Regions from separate parts of the Homo sapiens genome. Here region 2 is linked to region 1. Evidence: chromatin contacts called from ENCODE Hi-C data. All regions are on one chromosome and are shown on one strand. The core of a region is the stretch at or near the end of the contact, and the rest is flanking DNA. Distances in the headings are between cores, read along the strand shown. Region 1 has its middle 100 kb from the start of LINC02464. Region 2 holds the start of NAV3 (neuron navigator 3).

The links. Hi-C counts contacts between places; a loop is a spot of excess contacts on that map.
Region 2: a map of endothelial cell of umbilical vein shows a loop between it and region 1 (2.9-fold over the local background). The contact joins the promoter of NAV3 here to the enhancer-like site in region 1. A Hi-C loop is called at or near these places in 1 of 168 maps with a recorded cell type or tissue (endothelial cell of umbilical vein).

The regions. Positions count from the first base shown.
Region 1 is chr12:77,210,779-77,215,553 of GRCh38, reverse strand. No RefSeq gene overlaps it. Among named protein-coding and RNA genes, the nearest start is that of LINC02464, 100 kb to the left of the region's middle. Within about 2 kb of position 2,038, at least 2 of the 41 ENCODE cell types and tissues checked have a DNase peak (open chromatin) inside an H3K27ac peak, as active enhancers do; they include endothelial cell of umbilical vein, where a contact is called at or near this core.
Region 2 is chr12:77,829,023-77,833,797 of GRCh38, reverse strand. NAV3 (neuron navigator 3) reads right to left here and starts at 2,904. Exons shown (of 40, transcript NM_001024383.2): 1 at 2,094-2,904. The coding sequence starts at 2,336.

The DNA.
Region 1 (4,775 bases), core at 789-3,288:
CTGATAAAACCATCAGATCTCATGAGACTTATTCACTACCATGAGAACAGTATGGGGAAAACCACCCCCATGATTCAAATTATCTCCCACCAGGTCCCTCCCACAACACATGGGAATTATGGGAGTATAGTTCACCATGAGAATTGGGTGGGGACACAGCCAAACCATATCAACATATGTGATATTGCTAGGGACTGAATTGTGTCCTCCCCAAAATTCATACGTTGAAGTTCTAATTTCCAATGTGATTGTATTTAGAAATAGGGCTTTTAGGAGATAATTAAGGTTACGTGAGATAATAGAGATGGGTTCCTAATCTGATAGGATTGCTCTTCTTATAAAAAGAAAGAGAGAGAGAAAGAGAGAGATTTCTCTAGGAATAGGACATGTGAGCACATAGCAGGAAGGCAGGAAGCTAACCAGGAAGACAGCCCTTGTTAAAACTGGACCATGCTGACACCCTGTAGGGAACTTCCAGCCTCCAGAATCATGAGAAAACAAATTCTGTTGTTTAAGCCACTCAGTCTATAGAATTTTGTTATGGCAGCCTGAGCTGAGTAATACATATACCAAATTTAGGGCTATAGGAAAGCTTCAGGATAATGGATTTCAGATTGTGCAAAGGCTTTGTTATGAGGAATCCATTTGGAAAATAGCCATAGATGCTAAATGCCATCACATTTACTTGACCTGGCAATTCACAACCCATACATTCAACATAAATAACAACAGATTGGATGAGAAAAGAATACTTTTATATATACACTCTCAAATTTTAGTTAATCAAAATACTTGGGACAAAAATCGAAGCACTTGATAAAAAGAGTTGATTCAGATGTACTCTTTCCCTGAAGGTAACACAATAGTTTCCCTCTTCCCAAATCAATTCCCAGTGAATAATAGGACAATTTGTCACTTTCTAGACATTGGGGAAAAGGTTGTAGTTTTCATGTAATAGCATCATAGATATCCAAGACCATACAGAAAGTAAATGATACTGGAAAGTTGGAACTCCATCTCAGCACTAATTAAAACCATTGCCTTGGTCATATGCATAGGAAAAAAGAAAACAAAAAGAAATACATCTCAAAAGTTTTCCTCCTATAGACCAACTAAATTCTGTTTTAACTTGTAGGATTTCTGATGCAAAGGCCTGATAGAAGTTATCTGGCCACAGAACAGAAAGGTTTTCTTTGATATACCTGACACATAATGTAAGTATGCTTTTACTGAATATTCCCAATGACAGCAAACTCACTATCTTATGAGTCAACAAATTCCACCGTGGAATAGCTAAATCTTACAATCTTAAATTAAACCAAAAGATGTGTTTTTTTGTTTAAAGACTTTTTCACAAATTCTCTTTTGAAGCAATGTGAAATATTTAGAGTATGAAAGCAGTCATCACCAAATTTAATGTAGCCTATTTTTTATTTTTGCCTTTCTGGTCGAACTCTTTGTATATTCATTTATAATGTTAATTTTTTCAGTTGTATTACAGCACAGGAAAACTAAGCCTATGTATTATTATCACTTTGATAAATGAGACTATGAAAGTGATTAACAGCTTTTAAAATAGTTCACAGCAAAGCTCAGCCTTTAAAAAAAATTAATTTGCAATAAAAGAAATGAGAAATGCATTGGATCCTCACCTTCTCTTCTTTAGAGTTTTTCCCTTGATAATTAATGACTTAGACCTGCTACAGTTTGACATGGGAGAGAGGATGAGAGAAAGAACTGTTGATCCCCTTAAAAAAGAATACATGAGTTTATTGTCCCACCAAATTCTCAAAAGAGTCTGAGAATCAGAAAAGGTTAAGAATCACTGAAGGGAAGAGCCTTCAATAAAAATGAGACTTTAGAAATAAAGGGTTAAATGTAATCACAGCCACCAAATTGCTTTAGAGATAGCAATAAGGAAATTTCATTGGACTTTCAACCTCTGTAGACAATGGAAGGTGTTTGTTCAGTTAACTTTTCCGAAAAACGACTTCCTGCCAAGCAGTAGGCTGCAACACTTGCACACAATAGTCTGCACTTCCCACACAAGCCACTGCGAAAATCTGGATTTCCGTGGACTGTTTCTGAGGAGTGCCATTATATTAGAGTCAAGAAAAAAAGTGGGAGGGAGGAGGGAAACACTGCATTCAATTCTCTTGCAATCTATTTTTAACACGCCTGAGAAGGTTTTGAGCTATTAATGTAATGAGGCTAGACTCAAAAACAAAAAAAGACCAGCAGGGCAGCAAAGGCCCAACATGGAGGGAGGGGGGTTAATTCCTTAAGGATGTTGACAACTGTTTCAATATCACATGAGATGTTTACATTGCCCATCAATGTATGTTTAATTTGAGGAAATCCTGATTAAAAAGAAAATGTGTAATGTGAGTGAATTAGCTTTCCCCCGGTACTGTTTTTCAGTCAAGGGGAGTGTTTCATAACTCTCTGCTGTCCATCCACTGAATTTTATGTCTTACATATTTATCAGGAGAAATTGCTGCAATCCTCCATGCTGGTGGTGCTCTAGACTCTTTTAAAAAAAATGAGGAAAATATATACATATAAAATTTACCTTCTTTACCAGTTTTAAGCCTACAGTTCAGTGGTAATAAATATATTTATATTCTCTTTTTTTCCTTCATTCTCTCCTCCCTTCCCAGCCTTTCATAACCACCACTTTACTATCTTCACAAGATTCACTTTTTTACCTTCCACATATGAATGAGAACACACAATATTTGATCTAAGTTTTTTTTTCCCCGTAAAAAATATGGTCCCAGCTACTTGGAAGGTTGAGACAGGAGGATCACTTGAGCCCATGAGTTCATAGGCTACATAATGAGACCCTGTCTCTAAAAAGAGATAGATAGATAGATAGATAGATAGATAGATAGATAGATAGATAGATTTGATCAACACAGCTGTGATTCAGGATAGGTATTGATTGCTAGAACACTCAAGAAACAACAGCTTGTGCCAGTGTAGCATCACTTAAGTTCAAGATGTACCAAATTTTATGACACTGTGGAAGCTATATAGTAATGCCCTGCTGTTAAATTTCAAAAAGATAATACAATCAACAGCCACCACTTAGTGAAAAGTTGGGAATCTTAGGAGTATTTTTTAAATGTATTTCTCTAGGATACAAAATTAACATACAAAAATCAGTAGCATTTTTATATGTCAACAGCAAACAATTTAAAAAAGAAATCAAGAACGTAATCTCATTTACAATAACTACAAATAAAATAGCTTTGAAATAAACTTAATCAAATAAGTGAAATAACTTTACAATGAAAACTATAAAACATTGATGCAAGAAATTGTTAAAGGACACAATAAAATGGAAACAGATTCCATGTTCATGAATTGGAACAATTAGTATTGTTAAAATCTCCATACTATCCAAAGCAATCTACAGATCCATTGCAACCCCTATCAAAATACCAGTGACATTCTTCATAGAAATAGAAAAAAGAATTATAAAATTTATATGGAACCACAAAAGACCCAAAATAGCCAAAGCCATTGTGAACAAAAGAACAAAACTGGAGGAATCACATTACTGACTTCAAATTATACTACAGAGCTATAGTAATCAAAACAGCATGGAACTGGCATAAACACAGACACACAGATCAATGAAACAGAATACAAAACCCAGAAATAAATTCGTACATCTATGGTGAACTCATTTTTGACAAAGGTGCAAAGAATACACACCAAGGAAAGGAGAGTCTCTTCAATAAATGGTGCTGGGAGAACTGGATATCCATATGCAGAAGAATGAACTGAGCCCACTCTCTCTTACCATATATAAAAATCAAATCAAAATGAATTAAAGACTTAAATCTAAGATCTCAACCTAAGAAACTACTAAAAGAAAACATTAGAGAAACTCTCCAGGACCTTGATCTTGGCAAAGATTTGAGTAATGCCCCACAAGCACAGGCAACCAAACCAAAAATGGACAAATGGGATCACATCAAGTTAAAGAGCTTCTGCACAGCAAAGGAAACAACAAAGTAAAGTAACAACCCACAGAATGGGAGAAAATATTTGCAAATTATACATCTGACAAAGGATTAATAACCAGAATATATAAGGAGCTCAAATAATTCCATAGACAAACTAAAAAACTGATTTTAAAATGGGCAAATGATCTGAATGGACATTTCTGAAAAGAAGAAATACAATTGGCAAACAAGTACGTGAAAAGGTGCCCAAGATCATTAATCATCAGAGAAATGCAAATCAAAACTACAATGAGATACCATATCACCCCAATTAAAATGGCTTTTATCAAAAAGACAAGCAATAACAAATGCTGGCATGGATGTGTAGAAAGGGGAACCCCTGTACACGGTTGGTAGAAATGTCAATTAGTACAACCACTATAGAGAACAGTATGGAGGTTTCTCAAAAAAACTAAAAACAGAACTACCACATGATCCAGCAATCCCACTGCTTGGTATATACACCAAAGAAAGGACATCATATAATAAAGAGATATCTGCACTCCCATGTTTACTGCTGCAATATTCACAATAGCCAAGATTTGGAAGCAGCCTAAGTGTTCACAACAAATGAATGGATAAAGAAAATGTGGTACATGTACACAATGGAGTACTATTCAGCCATGAAAAAGAATGAGATCCTATCATTTTCAACAACATGGATGGAACTAGAGGACATTATGTTAAGTGGAATAAGCCAGACATGAAAAGACAAACTTTGCATGTTCTCACTCATTTGACGGAGCTAAAAATTAAAGC
Region 2 (4,775 bases), core at 1,655-4,154, 620 kb before region 1:
GCTCCCCATCCATCTGCTGAGAGGTACTTCCAACATTCAAAAGAACCTTGCACTCATCCTCCAAGCCCACATGTGACTCGATTTTTCCGGAACCAAGGCGAGAACCCAGAATACAGAAAGCCCTCTGCCCTTGCAATAAGGCAGAGGGTCTAACTGAGCTGATTAACACAAGCCACCTTCATACTGCAAAACTAAAAGAACACACTGTAACACACGCCCACTGGAGCTTCAGGAGCTGTAAATACTCAACCCTAGATGCTGCTGTAGGGTCGAAGCTCCACACCCTGCCCATCTGCATGATCCCTCTAGAGGTTTCAGCAGCGGGGCATTGAAGACGTAAGCCACTCCTGCTGTCACATGCCCTGTGAGGGGGACAAGGAAACATTTCCTGTTTCGAAATGATTCCAAAAGATGAACAAACTTAACTGAATCCTTCTCGGAATAACTATTTATTCATTCATTGATTCATTAATTGCTGTATTCATTCATCCAACTACTATTTAATTCTTATCATGCATAAAGCATTGTACAGGGAGAGAGCTGGAACACAGGATAAGATACGAGACCTGCCTTCTATATGTTTTCAACTTAGTGGAGATACAAATAAATTATCCAGATAATTAAAAGAAATTATCCAGATAATTAAAATACACAAGCATTTCTACAGAAAAAGAATTGGGAAGGAGGAATGGTGGGGAAGGGATAGCTAGCAAAGACTTTATGAATAAAGTTGGATCTGGGATAAAGCTTAAAGGATCTGAACAGGTGAAGGTGGGATGGGCATTGTAGAAAAAGGAGTGGCTTTCTTTTTCACTTCTAGAGTTGATTTTTGTATAAAGGTTTTTTCCTTAAATTATTTTAAACTAACATTTGGATAGCAGAGTAAAATGAAAATATTTCCTAAGAAGCCAGAGACGAGGCTGTGACTTTGGAAAGCTTGACATCATAGTTAATGCTGCATTAAAAAGTGATGCTGAGTAGAATGATGGTTACCAGAGGCTGGAAAGGGTAGTGGCGAGGGGTAGGGGGAGTGTGGATCGTTAATGAGTACAAAAATACATTTAGATAGAATGAATAAGATCTAGTATTTGATAGCACTATAGGATGATTACTGTCAACAATAACTTATTCTATATTTTTAAATAACTAAAAGAATATATAATGTTTGCAACACAAAGACATGATAAATGCTTAAGGCAACAGATACTCCATTTACCCTGATATGATTATTACACATTGTATGCCTGTATCAGAATCTCTCATGAACCACATAAATATATACACCAATATGTACCCATAAATATATACACCTAATATGTACCAATAAAAGTAAAAATGCACAAAACAAAAGTGACGCTTATCAAGGTACAAATGAATCCGCATGAAGTTCAGCAGCTTCAGTGCCATTCTAGCATGCGTGACTGGAGAAAACGGTTGTAGTATGCTTTAGAAACCAAGGGCTATGAGCAACTACTCACAAAATATCATAAATTAAATGACTGAAAAAGATGTCAGTAATAAGTAAAAGAGTAGCGTTTCAGTTTACAAGGGAAAGTCCATATAAATGTGCAGTATCAAGGAAAATAGTATGTCATTTTCCTTCATACTGCAATGAATTAAGCAGCCTATGATACAAATTTTCAAGCAGAAATTCTTTGAAATGCAAATGACATTTAGAGAAAAGTGATGGTGTCTATATGAATTATTACAAATAAATGTCTTTTTGAAAGTACCTATTTTCATACATTGCAGTATGGATGACAATAGGTTCTCTTTTTCTCACATTTGTGACTGATTATGATTATTAGTAATAGAGCAATATCTAGAACTAACTAGGCATTCATCAATAAGTAGTATTAAATGATTACAATAGATGCATATTCAGAAAATTTTGATCATGACTTTTACAACTCTAAACTAAGAATACAGTGTTTACATAAGCTAAATATTCAGCTTTTCAGCCATTATAACTACTTACATCCTTACACTGGTATTCCTCTACTACTCCCCATTTCATAACATGTTTTATAGTGCACTTAAAGAGAAATGTGCATTTTAGCTACACAAGTCTGCAGGTAACTTCAGCAACTAACCTTGCTGTCTTCTTTCTCCTTGGCTTTTCCTTGGAGGGGTTTCTTCTCTCCAAATTCACAGGTTGATTTTAACGCAAGCTGACAAGAAAGCATGGAGCTCTCTGTTTCAGTAAGTTCCAAAGGTCTTGAAGAACAGTGCTGTGACCCAGTAGTGCCAAGATTTGGTATCGGAAGAGCAGTATGCACAGGCTTTGACCCAACAGCTGGCTGCCTCAGTTTTGAGGCAACCCCAAGAACAGGCATGGCTTCTATAAAATTATCTTCTTGCTGCCAAAGAAAATGCTTCTAACCTCAGTCTGGTAGACTCCAACTTTAGTATTTCCAGAACAAATACTTTAAACAAAACTAGCAGTCATCCTGATTTTTAAAAAGCTAATAATATAATTTTCAGGAAGAGGCAAAACTTCCCTGCATCTTTAGTTAAGTATCTTTTCTTTCTTGCTGGCTGGGATTCATATTCATTCTCATTCTCTCTCTCTCTCTCTTTCTCTCTCTCTCTCTCTCTCTCTGTCTCTCTCTCTCTCTCTCTCTCTCTGTCTCTCTCTCTCTCTCTGTTCAGTGACTCAGTATCTAAGTAATACTAAATACTCCTTTGGGGAGTAAACTCTTCTTCAAGGTAACTGCTACAAAGCTCCTTCTTAGGATTAAAGAGCTCTTAGTTTTGCTTATTTTTTTTTCTCACTAAAGCAGTCTGAGTCTGAACTTTGAGATTGAAAAAGAGGAAAAAATCAAAAGGAAAAGCCCTTCAGTCCAACTGTCAGAGCAGCCAAAAGACCACAACAGTGGAAGGACAGGGGTTCTTCCTGATTTCAGAAATAGCCAGCCTGCATTCTCTTTTTAAAGAAAATTGTATTTCCCCCAGCTCAGAAAAAATAAAAAGAATGGACATGTTAATGGCCAAAACAAACAGCTGTTGGAAGAACTTTTAGCCCGGAAACAATCTCAGCAATAAAGTTGTTTGTCTGATTTCCAGCTATTTTTCACTACTGACAGCCATGAGCCACGATGTTCATTCTGTTGCATCCCATGAAATCAGGCTAAAATCATGCAATAGTGCAACTAGCTAAAGCAGTTAAATCATTCATCGGACCATAGCTGCCTAGGTTATGAAAATAGAGTAAACACAGGAAGCAGGGCACTAAATATGTAGTAATCATTGTTCCCAAATTTAATAAGTCATGATTATAAAAACATTCAAAGCTAACACTTATGTGGAATGTATTACAAAGCAGTTATGGAGCTAAGCATTTTATGCATTATCACATTTAATCATTGGAATGACTCAAAGTATAGGCATATTTATTTTCTTCACTTTATAGAAAGAACAGCTATGACTTGGAGACACTGAAAAAATTGACTAAAATGATGAAGCTAGAAAGGGGGAAAGAATGTATGATTTTAGTTTGTAAACCTGTCTTTTAAAATGGTTGAAAATAACACTGTTATTCAAGCTTATGACGTCCAACTTAAAATCCCAAGCTTCTAAAAACTGTCCAAACAGATACTCAGTGAGAATGAATGATGATGCTTCCATCCATAGAATTATTTTAATATAATCATAGCATGTTCTATTTCTGGTTAAAGCATGTCAGGAACTTTAAATAAACAAGGGGTAAACTTTTAAGAAAACATCTAATGTACCATGCATTATTGTTCTGAAACTGATTGCACTCAGAAAATGGATACAGAGAGCAATTATATACACCAAATATAAAAATTAGTAATAATGCAACCAAAGGTCTTAGAAAAATGAGTGGTGGACACTTAGTATAGACACAATGAATCATGGAAATTATTAAATCGTAACCATTTTTTATAGAAAATGTCTTTCTTTAGTGAAGAAATGGTCATCTTTGGCCTACTGTTTCCAGGTCTTTAAATCACTACGTACTTTTATCTAAGAAGCAGTAATTTATAGATGAAAGAGCCAATAACTAAAAGTATATGTTCTGCTGATGCAGCATAGAAGACAGGAAATGTAAGTTAGAAGTCTTGCAGGCTTTAAAAATAGTAACCCAAGTGGGCTTTACACAGCGGGGTAATACAAAACAAATACAACACTAGTGGTATCAAAGAAATGAAATAATCTCTCTGAGGAAGTAAGTTATTTTGCAATTTGCAAACCATTCAACACATTATAACTTTCAGAAACTATAAGGTAATACAGAGTTGGAGAGGTTCATGTTCGTAAAATGAGGTTTAGTTCATAATAAGACATATGCAACTTGTAATCCTCACAATGCAAAACAAAACAGCACCTAAATAATAGAACTTGTGGGAAAAATTGATTCTAGGAAGTTCACTCAAAACATATGCAACTTTGGGAGTATATTGCTAGCAAAAATAATATTGGCACCTCAGAAAATAATTTGGACCACTCAAGGAAGTGACTCAGAATTACATAAAAAAATAATTGGGTATAAATGCTGGCAACACTTTAACCAGAATTGGTGGAAGAAATCCGGTTGGAAGGCAAACTCCAAGCCAGTAGGCTTGCCATTGAAATGGGTACAGGGTCAGGGCAACTGCAAATATTTAAGAGCTGCACAAGGCCAGGGGCATGCCCCTTTGAAGAGGAAGCCCCAGATGCAGGCATTCATTTTTGTTTTTGTTTTTAGTTTTCTTAAAACTGAGCCAAAAGGGCTCCTGCTGACTATACAACATTCAAACTGAGGGCTTCTT